2 separate regions of the Homo sapiens genome follow, and region 2 is linked to region 1. The links are chromatin contacts, found by Hi-C or POLR2A ChIA-PET in ENCODE. All regions are on one chromosome and are shown on one strand. The core of a region is the stretch at or near the end of the contact, and the rest is flanking DNA. Distances in the headings are between cores, read along the strand shown. Region 1 overlaps RAPGEF4 (Rap guanine nucleotide exchange factor 4). Region 2 has its middle 5.8 kb from the start of MAP3K20-AS1.

What was found. A loop is a pair of places that touch in the nucleus more often than their neighbours do. ChIA-PET counts read pairs that join two places held with the same protein, here RNA polymerase II (POLR2A). Pooled maps may share reads with other maps.
Region 2: a loop to region 1 is called in a map of prostate gland, with 4 times the contacts of the local background. The contact joins two enhancer-like sites. A Hi-C loop is called at or near these places in 1 of 168 maps with a recorded cell type or tissue (prostate gland) and 4 of 50 pooled maps. POLR2A ChIA-PET finds 5 or more read pairs at or near these places in 2 of 52 experiments (Panc1 and activated T-cell).

Annotation. Positions count from the first base shown.
Region 1 is chr2:173,025,444-173,031,041 of GRCh38, reverse strand. It overlaps RAPGEF4 (Rap guanine nucleotide exchange factor 4), which reads right to left. Exons shown (of 31, transcript NM_007023.4): 24 at 4,345-4,470; 25 at 3,783-3,961; 26 at 788-878. Among named protein-coding and RNA genes, the nearest start is that of MAP3K20, 48 kb to the left of the region's middle. Within about 2 kb of position 3,426, at least 16 of the 41 ENCODE cell types and tissues checked have a DNase peak (open chromatin) inside an H3K27ac peak, as active enhancers do; they include prostate gland, where a contact is called at or near this core.
Region 2 is chr2:173,284,993-173,290,590 of GRCh38, reverse strand. No RefSeq gene overlaps it. Among named protein-coding and RNA genes, the nearest start is that of MAP3K20-AS1, 5.8 kb to the right of the region's middle. RefSeq lists an enhancer at 4,289-4,448. Within about 2 kb of position 2,795, at least 2 of the 41 ENCODE cell types and tissues checked have a DNase peak (open chromatin) inside an H3K27ac peak, as active enhancers do; they include prostate gland, where a contact is called at or near this core.

The DNA.
Region 1 (5,598 bases), core at 2,177-4,676:
TTTCTGTGTCCCACTTACACACAATTTTTTATTTTTAGCATGAGTCTATTTCTGTATGTATGTTCTATTAGAGATTAGTATTTCTTCAACTATATGCCACGTGTAAGAGGTCAAGCACATTTTGAGTACAAAGCTAATAATAAATGAAGATGTTTTCTAGCTTGAATACCCAACTCTCGACAAACCATTCATTATATTTGCTACAGAGACTCACAACACACCTGCCTCACTTTTGCCCCAAACTGAATATTAGCCAACTGTTGTTCCTCTCCGTGGAGAGAAGTCTGCCAGGTGGTGAGGCGACACTTAGTACTCAACTGCTGCAAACAGTTGGCTTCCTGGCTCTTCCTTCCAGAAGCAAAATGAGTACTTGGATAAAAATGGATCTTCTGTCCTCTTTCAATTAAAGATAAGATTTATGGCAAAAGCAACAAGCAGACATTTCAGAAAACAATACAATCTATGAGCAAACTTATGAAGTCATTCCCAGCAATGTGGGTCCTTCATGTTATACTTAGGAACTGGACTTATTTTTATTTACATTGCATATATCAAGAAGTAGACATCTCCTCATCTCCCCCACTCTCCATACACAAAAGGACAATATCTTTTAAAAATTCTCCCTCTGAGGCAACTGGAAAAAGGAGACAGGTCACCTCCCTCCAAGTGTCCCACCTTTCCCATTGTTATACTAGTGTGAGTGATATTTCTATTAAAAAGCTCACTGGTGAGCCTGTGTTTTTATTCCTAAGGCAAAAGTCACAGCTGGATCCTAGCTGAAGCTTACCTCCCACGTTAGTGCCAAGCGGCTCACAGCAACGTTACTTAGTCCCATGACGATGGCAAAAAAGGAATTCAGATTTTTATACTCCTTACAGCTGAAACACAGGAGATGCGTGTTTGAGTAAAATGTTACTTCTGTGTGAGATAAAAAAAATTAGAGTTCTATTTTCTGATAGTCATTAATATTTGTCAGGGCTCATTTATGAGAACAGGCAATGATAGATTTAATGTACTGTAAAAGTTCCACTTGGGTGACCATGTTCTGCTGTTTGATTTCTCACTGTGTTTTTAGAAAGTTGAAGACGTTAGCCATTGAGGTTTGGGATCTGAGAAGGAACTTAAAGACACCTACCTTAGGGGTTGTTATTATAATCCCAAACTTGCTAAAAGCCTTGTTGGACCGAGAGGGAAATATCTCATGGGGTAAGAAAAAAAGTGAAGTGCCCTTGGAGATTTCTAGACCTTTAGCCTGAAGGTGGATATCCTCCTCTGGCAGCTTGAGAGGGCACTAAGGGAGTCTCACAGCTGCAGCCACCATGGCTTCTACCTGCCATGCAAATGCTACTTGTTTGTTGAAAAATATCAACTTATAAGGTGTGATCTCTATAGGCTGGGCACTCAATCTCAAGGAATTTTAAAGCTGAGAAGTAACCTAAACAACTGACCAAGAAATAACCTTCTCTGTGTTTTACTGACATCAATGAAGCTGATCATTTTGAATCTGTACTTACGCCATTATTAGCTTTTATGAATATATGTTTGGGAATGAGACATGTGGAAAAAAACAGAAATTCTTATTAGAATGGTGATGTTTAACACAGGTACTTGGTTTAACCATTTTTTAGAAAGAGAAACCCCAAACTTCTTCATACCAGGTCCCTGAAAAGGGAAAGAATTCATTTTGCAATACGCATAAATCCTTCATCCTGAATCAATATGGTTATCGAAATTGACCATATCATAATGAAATCCTGTTTGGATTAACATTTTTGAAAAAGACTAAATTGTTGCATTTGCTACCCATTGCAAAGGTAGCAAAGAGTAATTCTTAAATTGTCTGTGTGGAGATGGAGAACATATTTCAGAGAAGCTAGTGTGTATGGTCCCACTGGTGAGAAAGCAAGTGAGGCCTTTGGTGTGCTGGGACAATGGGTCTGAGTTCAGGAGCTGAAGGTTATTTAGAAGACACCTGGGGCTAAAGGCAGGTATACAATCGCATCTATGTGTTTGCCTCTGTCCTTTATGTGATCTTGAAAGAACAAATGCAGGGCTGTAGACCTGCCTTTCTAGTCACTGCCTTGTTATCAGCTAACTTTATTACCCTATGTAAGTCATGAAATTTCTCTATGCCTCCACGAATGTAAACAGAGGAATAAGAACATCTGCTTCCACCAACTTCACACAGTTCTGGGCAGGCAAAGAGCTTAAAACAAATATGTTGAAGTTCTCTAAAAATATAAAGTAAAACAGATGCTACTGTCACGAGGTTTCAACCTCATTCTTGTAGATCTCGGATTTAAAAAGTCTACAGTCTTCTTCAGCTGGGCTGTGTAAATAGCTTCTCTACAGGACGGCAAATGTAGCACAGGGCTTAATAATGGTTAAATAACATAAACTAATTTATACTGAAGGCCAAGTCCACCTACTCATTCACCTAAACAGAAGGGAGAGGGATAAGAAAAGCAAAAATATATATATATAAAAAAAAGTCCTGGGTGTTCTGAAAGGCTCTCCCATGTTGCCTCTGTAAAATAACAGGATCAGGCCCCAAAAGATTTTCTGGCTTCCCACATTTGTGTGCAGATTGCCTCTCTCTTCTTGTTGCATTGGGCACTGCCAGGCTAAGGTGAAGAGAGAGAGTGTGCTTCTTCTAACGGGAAAGCACATCTTGTCATAGTTTCCATAATCAGCTCATTCCAAATATGTGAAGGCATTTGTCCCTTGCCATAAGGCTGTGCAGACTACCAGGGAAGTGGCTATACTCTGAACCAGAAATTCACAGGCACCATTTTACCAAGCCTTTCTTAAAATAGCCAGCTTTGCCATATTAACAGATAGCAGCTTTTGAATCCAAGGGATTTGGTATTCTATTGAACCCTCAAGTTGTTGGCAAATAATTCCAGGCATCTGGCAAACTGATATCTATAAAATGTCAAGCAGCCTTTACTTCTTTGTTTAGCCCAGGAAATCAAACTCCATGTTTGATTTTGGGTCAAGAAAATTGTCTAGCTGGGGTCACTTGTGCTCTCAGCCTTCCTGTGTGCTAGAGCTCCCTGCATTTAGAAAGGAAAGAAGTCTCACAGCCATAGGCCACATTTAGCATTTTATTTTTAGCACTGTGGTGATACCAAAAACATGGAAGTAAACAGGAGGTTGTCAGGCATATCTAAATAGCAGGAGAAGATTAAATTCATGTCAGGGAGAACTCTAACTGGCCCCTGTAGTAAAAAAATTGTTTCCCATGAAGTGCTGTTTAATAGAATATTTATAAGATAGATGCTTCTTTTTCTGATGTTTGTAGTGATGATTTTCATGTACCAGGTTAGCTCGCATGCATTTTACCGATTTAATTCTGTCTGGGCTGGATGTGCTGCTGTACATGCATGCTGCACTGCCCTCTACTGGTGAGAATGTGTCATGCTGGACATTGACTTCAAGATCTTTTCAACTGAACTTTCGAAGTATAAGGGAACTTGGTTTACGGAAGGAATTTTAAACTAAAGGAGGCAAAACCGTCTGAGTAGAAAGCAAAGAGCAAAGAGAGGTCACAACTTCGACTCCAGCATCAGTGCTGTAAAGAAGTTAATTTATCTATTGATGTTAAATGCTACAAAATATAGGAGAGATCCATTACAAGAGTTTGGTTATTCCTAAGACCCTGTGTTTGGCCCTCTAGCAGTTCCTAGATCCTGCTTTTCTTTTTAAGGTGTAGTCTAAGAAAACAAAATGAAAACACAGCTCAACATTTTTTTTTCTCTTTCCAAGCTAAATATACTTACTGGGCTGCTATCTTAATAAATTTTTTTAATAGCTGAACACGCTTGCTGAGCTGAGAACAAAGGCAGATCTCAGTGACGACCCAAAACTGAATTTCATTAAATCTCCTCAGGAACAAATCCAAGTTTGCTGTGGTCTTTTTAAAATTATGCCTTCCAAATGTGTGATAGATTAGCTCCAGCTAGAAAATAAAGGAAAACAATTTTGCTTATTTTTTTTTAAATCAAAACACCAGCAGGTTTCTCTATTTGTCAAGACAGTGTTTTACTGGTCAGCAAATGTGAAGTCAATCAGACTTGAAGGGCTTCCATGAGGTTTGTTAAATATATAAATATAAACTAGGTTTTACTGGCTTAATATACACAGGAAGACACGGCATACTGTAAAGATTTTTCTTTAATACTCAAAGGCTTTATAGCATGCTTTATTTATAAGCTCAGTATGCAAAAAAATGGTCATGTGGTTTCCATATTGTAGCACATATTAGCACTTACAAACTAAGCAATGCCAGCAGCCTTTATCCTTGCTATCTCAGCTACTAACACATCTGATCCTGCATCTTACCTCATGCACGCAGTTGAAGAGTTCCCAATCATAAATTGTCATCTGGTATGCTAAATCTTTGGAGCTCATCAGTTCAAAAGTTCCCACTGTTCCAACAGTTGGGCCTTCCTGTTCTGGTAAGGGAGTCTATGAATAATAATGCAAAAACATATCAGAAACTCAACACAGACAAGTATTTAGCACTAAAAGCTTTCAGGAGTTTCTGAGGGGAAAGGATTCTGGAGATGGACGCTTTCAGGAATATCTGGAAACTCTGAGGAGAGATGCCTCTGCTCGCAACGCTAGTTGCTTTAGTGTCGTCTGTAAGTCACCAATCATCATTACCATCAATTCCACTGACTGAAAAATGTGAACCGCGGCAAATAAGATTCAGTGAAGAGTGACCTGCAGAGGTTCTCTTCTCTCACACTCAGGCCTGGGAGGTCCCTGGAAACTCTTCTTTTCCCTGGTAAAAATGGAAGAAGTCCTGGGAGACCTTTTTTCTCCTATTTCTCACTGAAGCTGCTGTAAAGCAGGTAACGGCATGGCAGTTTGGGACGTTCATCCACAGTGCTACTTCCTGCTGCCGGTGGCCATGGTAACACTGCTGCCTCTCCATCTCTTGGGACACACTGCCTGGGGTCATGAGGGAATGGAAAGCTCTGTGAACTGAGGTTACACATGATGTCTGATCCCTCTACTCTTGGGCAGATGTTGAGCTGAGGATGTTATTCGCATGGTTATGGTGTTTTGGGCTAGACATTAGAAAGCCAACGTCTGCTACTTTCTGGAAGACCCCTCACTAAAAGTTTCCATCTGACTTGCTTATCTCAGTTTTATTTTATGAGAAATGATCTAAAGTGTTTTTACTTAGTGAGATGAATGATATGCATATATAGGAAGCACACGTATAATGCAATAGATTTATATATAAATAGGCAACACACACATTACAAAGTTCCAAAAGTCACAAAAGTGGCTGGCACAGTGGCTCACGCCTGTAATCCCAGCACTCTGGGAGGCCAAGGCGGGTGGATCACCTGAGGTCAGTAGTTCAAGACAAGCCTGGCCAACATGGCGAAACCCTGTCTCTACTGAAAATACAAAAATTAGCTGGGCGTAGTGGCATGTACCTGTAGTGCCAGCTACTCGGGAGGCTGAGGCAGGAGAATCGCTTAAACCCAGGAGGCAGAGGTTGCAGTGAGCCGAGATCGTGCCACTGCACCCCAGCCTGGGCGACAGAATGAGACTCCATCTCCAAAAAAATAAAATAAA
Region 2 (5,598 bases), core at 1,546-4,045, 260 kb before region 1:
ACTTCTAGCCACCAGGCAAGTATTTTCCAGGCAGGAAAAAGGGAAAAGTATCTTTTGGGTACTTCTCTGATAATTCCAACAGAGAGATCTGATCTGCGATTCCTCAGGAAAACAGGCCCTCTCTCTGGAGGTGACCACACATTACTGAGTCATGAAATAAATTTAGTATATTGTGTCCATACAATAGGAAAAAAGTATCAGATTATATCACAATAATAAAGGGAAGTATTGAAGTATTGTGAAAAAAGTATGGTGAACCTTTTCTAAGATGCACGCACACACATTCACATACCCAGGGTTATCATGTAAAATACATTTCTTACTGTTGACTTGATCAAAACGTTTTGAAAGCCACTGCTCTGTGGTGAGATAAAAATTGATAAGCCACATTCATATGTTATGAGCTTCCATCAGCTTCTCTTCCTCAGTCTAAAAGATGACATTGGAGGATTGCATGGAATATAAAAAACAAAAACAGAAAAAAAACCCACAAAAAAATGGAGAAAAAGCAACTTGGAGAAAACAGAGACTCCAGAGGGGGGAAAAAAAAAAAGGCAGGGCTCAATGGCTCACGCCTGTAATCCCAGCATTTTGGGAGGCTGAAGGGGGTGGATACCTGATGTCAGGAGTTGGAGACCAGCCTGGCCAACATGGTGAAACCCAGTCTCTACTAAAAATACAAAAATTAGCCAGGCGTGGTGGTAGGCATCTGTAATCCCAGCTATTCAGGAGGCTGAGGCAGGAGAATTGCTTGAACCCAGGAGGCAGAGGTTGCAGTGAGCTGAGATGGCACCATTGCACTCCAGCCTGGGCAACAAGAGCAAAACTCAATCTCAAAAAAATATTCAAAAAAGAAAAGAGACTGCAGCTGGGCGTCGTGGCGTATGCCTGTAATTTCAGCACTTCTTAGGATACTGAGGCAGGAGGATTGCTTGAGCCCAGGAGCTCGAGACCAGCCTGGACCACATGGCGAGACCCCATCTGTATTTAAAAAAAAAAAAAGGGCCAGGCACAGTGGTTCACACCTATAATCCCAGCACTTTGGGAGGCCGAGGTGGGCAGATCACAAGGTCAATAGATCGAGACCATCTGGCAAACATGGTGAAACCCCATCTCTACTAAAAATACAAAAATTAGCTGGGTTTGGTGGCTCACGCCTGTAGTCCCAGCTACTTGGGAGGCTGAGGCAGGAAAATCACTTGAACCCGGGAGGCGGAGGTTGCAGTGATCTGCCACTGCACTCCAGATTGGCAACAGAGCAAGAACCTGTCTCAAAAAAAAAAAAAAAAAAAAAAAAAAGACTGCCTCCGTATGCTCAGAGATAAGATTATATTAAACAAGAATATTAAAGAAGGACTATTCAGAAAACAACAAAAGAAAAGCTTTTCAAAATAAAAAATAAAATTGTGGAAATGAAAACTGCAATAGAAGAGTTGGAAGACAGATGTAGGGAAATCTTGATCACTTCTGTATCCATTTCTAGCACCATACTCTTTGCAAATGAAACCATAATGAAAGATTTGTTAAATGACTAAATAGACTAATAACTGTAACACAGAGAGGGTAAGACATCTGCCCAAGGTCACACAGATAATTTTCAGAGCTAGGAATGGAAACCAGGTCACCTGGCTAAGAAATCTCTCTAACATCCTAGAATAATGCAATCAATGTATCAAAATGCTTAAATGTATTTTACATGATTAAGCACATGTTTTGTTTGCATTTTGATATGTGGTAGTGAGAAAAGAGTGGGCTGAACTGAGTGTGGCATTCATGGTTTTATCCTGAATCATCATCACTTCAGTCATGTCGATAGCGTCAGGGGCTCTGTGCCTGTCTTAGTCAGTGGCCTATAAACAACAGAAACTTCTTTCTCGGAATCTGGGAGGCTGGAAGTCCAAGGTCAGGTGCCAGCATGGTTGGGTTCTGGTGAGTACCCTCTTCAGTATTATATCCTCTCATGGAAGAAACAGGGCAAGAGAGCCCTCTGGGGTTCCTTTTTTTTTTTTTTTTTTTTTTTTTTTTTGGAGATGGAGTCTCGCTCTGTTGCCCAGGCTGGAATGCAGTGGTATGATCTTGGCTCACTGCAACCTCCGCCTCCTGGGTTCAAGCAATTCTCCTGCCTCAGCCTCCCAAGTAGCTGGGATTACAGGCGCATGCCACCACACCCCGCTAATTTTTTGTATTTTAGTAGGGACGAGATTTCACTGTGTTGCCCAGGCTGGTCTCAAACTCCCGAGCTCAGGCAATCCGCTCGCCTTAGCCTCCCTAAGTGCTGGGATTACAGGCCTGGCACCAATCCCATTCATGAGGTAGCCACCCTTATGACCTAATTAGTTCCCAAAGGCCCCACCTCCTAACACCATCACATTGGAGGTTAGGATTTCAACATATGAGTTTTGGGGGTGCCACAAACATTGAGTCTGTTAGTACCTATGATTTTTGTGGCGTTATTGGATATTCAAAGGATATTATCAATGACTCTGCTGAAGAGAGAGATACTGTGTAGTGAGAAAAGACCAATCTACAGAAGCCAACTATTTTAACGCTTGATTACGTATTCTGTATTAAAATAAAATGTTAGGATATAAACGTTGGACCATGAGTTTAACAGAATTTTTGAGAAAAAAAAAAAAAACAACAAACTCTTTGTGAGCCTGAATACTCAGAAAAGCCCAGAAAGTCATTCGGGTGGTGTTGCCTACGCTGGTAAACTCCTAAAGAAGAGGCAGATGGACATTTGGCTGTTCCTGCAGTTTTCAGTTAGAACATTCTGGTCCTTTCCAGCTGGGTCTAACATCAGGCCTATTCTGTTTTTCCACACAAGATGTTTACACATAGTTAAATATAATCTCTGCAGACTGTTATTAACTTTAGACATATAAAACTCCTTCTACATAACCTCCAACCTGTCACAAGCAAGGGTGTGATTCTTGGAGCTCTAGAAGTTTATTATAATAAAAAATTAGAGCTCATGCCTGTAATCCCAGCACTTTGGGAGACTGAGGTGGGGAGATCACTTAAGGCTGGGAGCCTGAGAGCAGCTTGGGCAACATAAGGAGACCCCATCTCTACAAAATTTAAAAATTAGCTGGGCATGGTGACGTATGCCTGTAGTCCCAGCTACTCGGGATGCTGAGTGGAGAGGATCACTTGAGCCCAGGAATTTGAGGTTGCAGTGAGCTGAGACTGCACCACTGCACTCCAGCCTGGGCAACAGAGCAAGACTCTGTCTCCAAAACAAACAAACAAAATGGATAAAAAGTTAAAGAGGGCCGGGCGCGGTGGCTCACGCCTGTAATCCCAGCACTTTGGGAGGCCGAGGCGGGCGGATCACGAGGTCAGGAGATAGAGACCATCCCGGCTAAAACGGTGAAACCCCGTCTCTACTAAAAATACAAAAAATTAGCCGGGCGTAGTGGCGGGCGCCTGTAGTCCCAGCTACTTGGGAGGCTGAGGCAGGAGAATGGGGTGAACCCGGGAGGCGGAGCTTGCAGTGAGCTGAGATCCCGCCACTGCACTCCAGCCTGGGCGACAGAGCAAGACTCCGTCTCAAAAAAAAAAAAAAAAAAAAAAAAAGTTAAAGAGAATTCTTCCACATCGTATATTGCCCATTACAAAAGATTTCTGCTGATCTCTATCTTCTTCAGGGGAGCATGGCTATTTTCTTTCAATTTATTGCTATGACATGTCAGGAGGTCTTTCTAGCTCAGATTTTTTTCCCTCTCTATTACCAAATAAAGCAATTTGTCTTATTTTGGATCAGAATAATAATGGTAATTAGGTCATAAGGCATATTGCTGTGAAAGTAAAAATTCGATGGAGTATCTTTGAAGCATGTTACCAGGATACTTTGGAGTTGGGTTTGTGGAAAACATGAGCTTAAATTAAGGTAAAGTTTTGATCCTCAGCAGTACTGCTTGAACCTGATAACAAAACTGTCACTGAATGCCAGTGCACACAGAGGTCCTTGTTTTGAGTGACTGCACACAGGAGGAAGGGGAGGAACAATGATCTGAAAACTTTGTGGGGTTCAATCAGCTCAGCAAGTTTCTAGCTAATGGACAGGGAATCATTTTGATGTGTCCCCTGCAGAGATGGCTTCTGTTAGTCTTCTTCAAGTACTTCCCTATACGTGGGGACATCTACTGGGGGTGGCTGGAATAAAGAAGAAGAAACCCAAGATTAAAAAATAATAAGGGACTCTGCATTCAAACACATCTGAGAGGACTGAAACTCGATTGGGTATGGAATCAACTAGTTACTACTCTAGTTTATGGGAAACCCCCAAACCAAGTTTCTCTATGAGACAGAATAATGTTCTGCCACTCAACTTCCAGTAACGACGGTCATGCAGAAATCACCTTAGAGATCGTCTATGTATGGCCTGTTCTCTTGCCTATGACATTGGCATGCATACGTAGTGATTTTCTAACAATGGGTATCATGAAACAGAATCACTCATGTAGGCAGTTTGCCATTCTGATGGACTGATGGAGTTGCAAATGTTAAGTGGAGTATATTTCACTTTTATAATAATAATAATAGCCACTTACTGTATGATGAGCTTTCACTGGTCTAAGAAATTTACCTCATGAGATAGGATAGGTACTATTATTATCTTATACTGTTGAGGAAACCGAAACATAGTAGTGTTAAAGTGGTGAGTTGGAGCAGGCTGATTTGAGAGACCTTGGGCTCTAGCCCAAAGAGTTTTAGATATGGACTTAGAAGACAATTGTAAACAAAAAAAAAAAAAAAAAAAAGAAGAAAAGCAGGTGTCTTGAAGAGTCTCAAAATGAACACTGCCCAAGGAGTATTTTATTGACTTAATTATTTAGAGAGGGAAAAGGTCTTTAAGAATATGGGTGGTTTATAAATTAGAAGTGTAAGCAGGACAGAAGCTAAATTATTCAGGAATTAGCAGTAATATTTATGATTTGGTAGTCGTTTAATCAGCTGCTAAATGACTATAAGCAGCTGAACTAAATACAGGTTTTAGTTATTTAAAATTGAAAGGGTATTGTCTTAAGAGATACACACATTTTTTTTTTTTTTTTTTGAAACAGAGTTTTGTCTTGTTGCCCAGGCTGGAGTGCAATGGCGTGATCTTGGCTCACTGCAACCTCCACCTCCCAGGTTCAAGCGATTCTCCTGCCTCAGCCCACTGAACTGCCTTGGTCTCCTAAAGTGCTGGGATTACAGGTATAGCCACCACGCTTGGCCAATACAGACATCTTAATCATTTCAACAGCAAATGAGTGCAGGCTGTTCCTTTTCTCGGGCAAGGCTGTGTGAAAGGAAAGTCTGCCTTCCTGTGTTTTTTCTTTTTTTCTTTTTTGTTGGGATAAAGTCTCACTATGTTGCCCAGGCTGGTCTCAAACTCCTGGGCTCAAGGAATCCTCCCACCTCAACCTCCCAAAGTGTTGGGATTACAGGCATGAGCCACCATACCCGGCCCTTTTTTTGAGATGTTAACACTTAACGTCTCAGGTGGGGGAATGGGCAAGAACCTCTTGCTGTTTGACCCACAGAAAAGAATTATTAGAGTGGCTTCTGTGGGTTGAAAGCTCACACTTGCGAGACACTTTGTTCAGA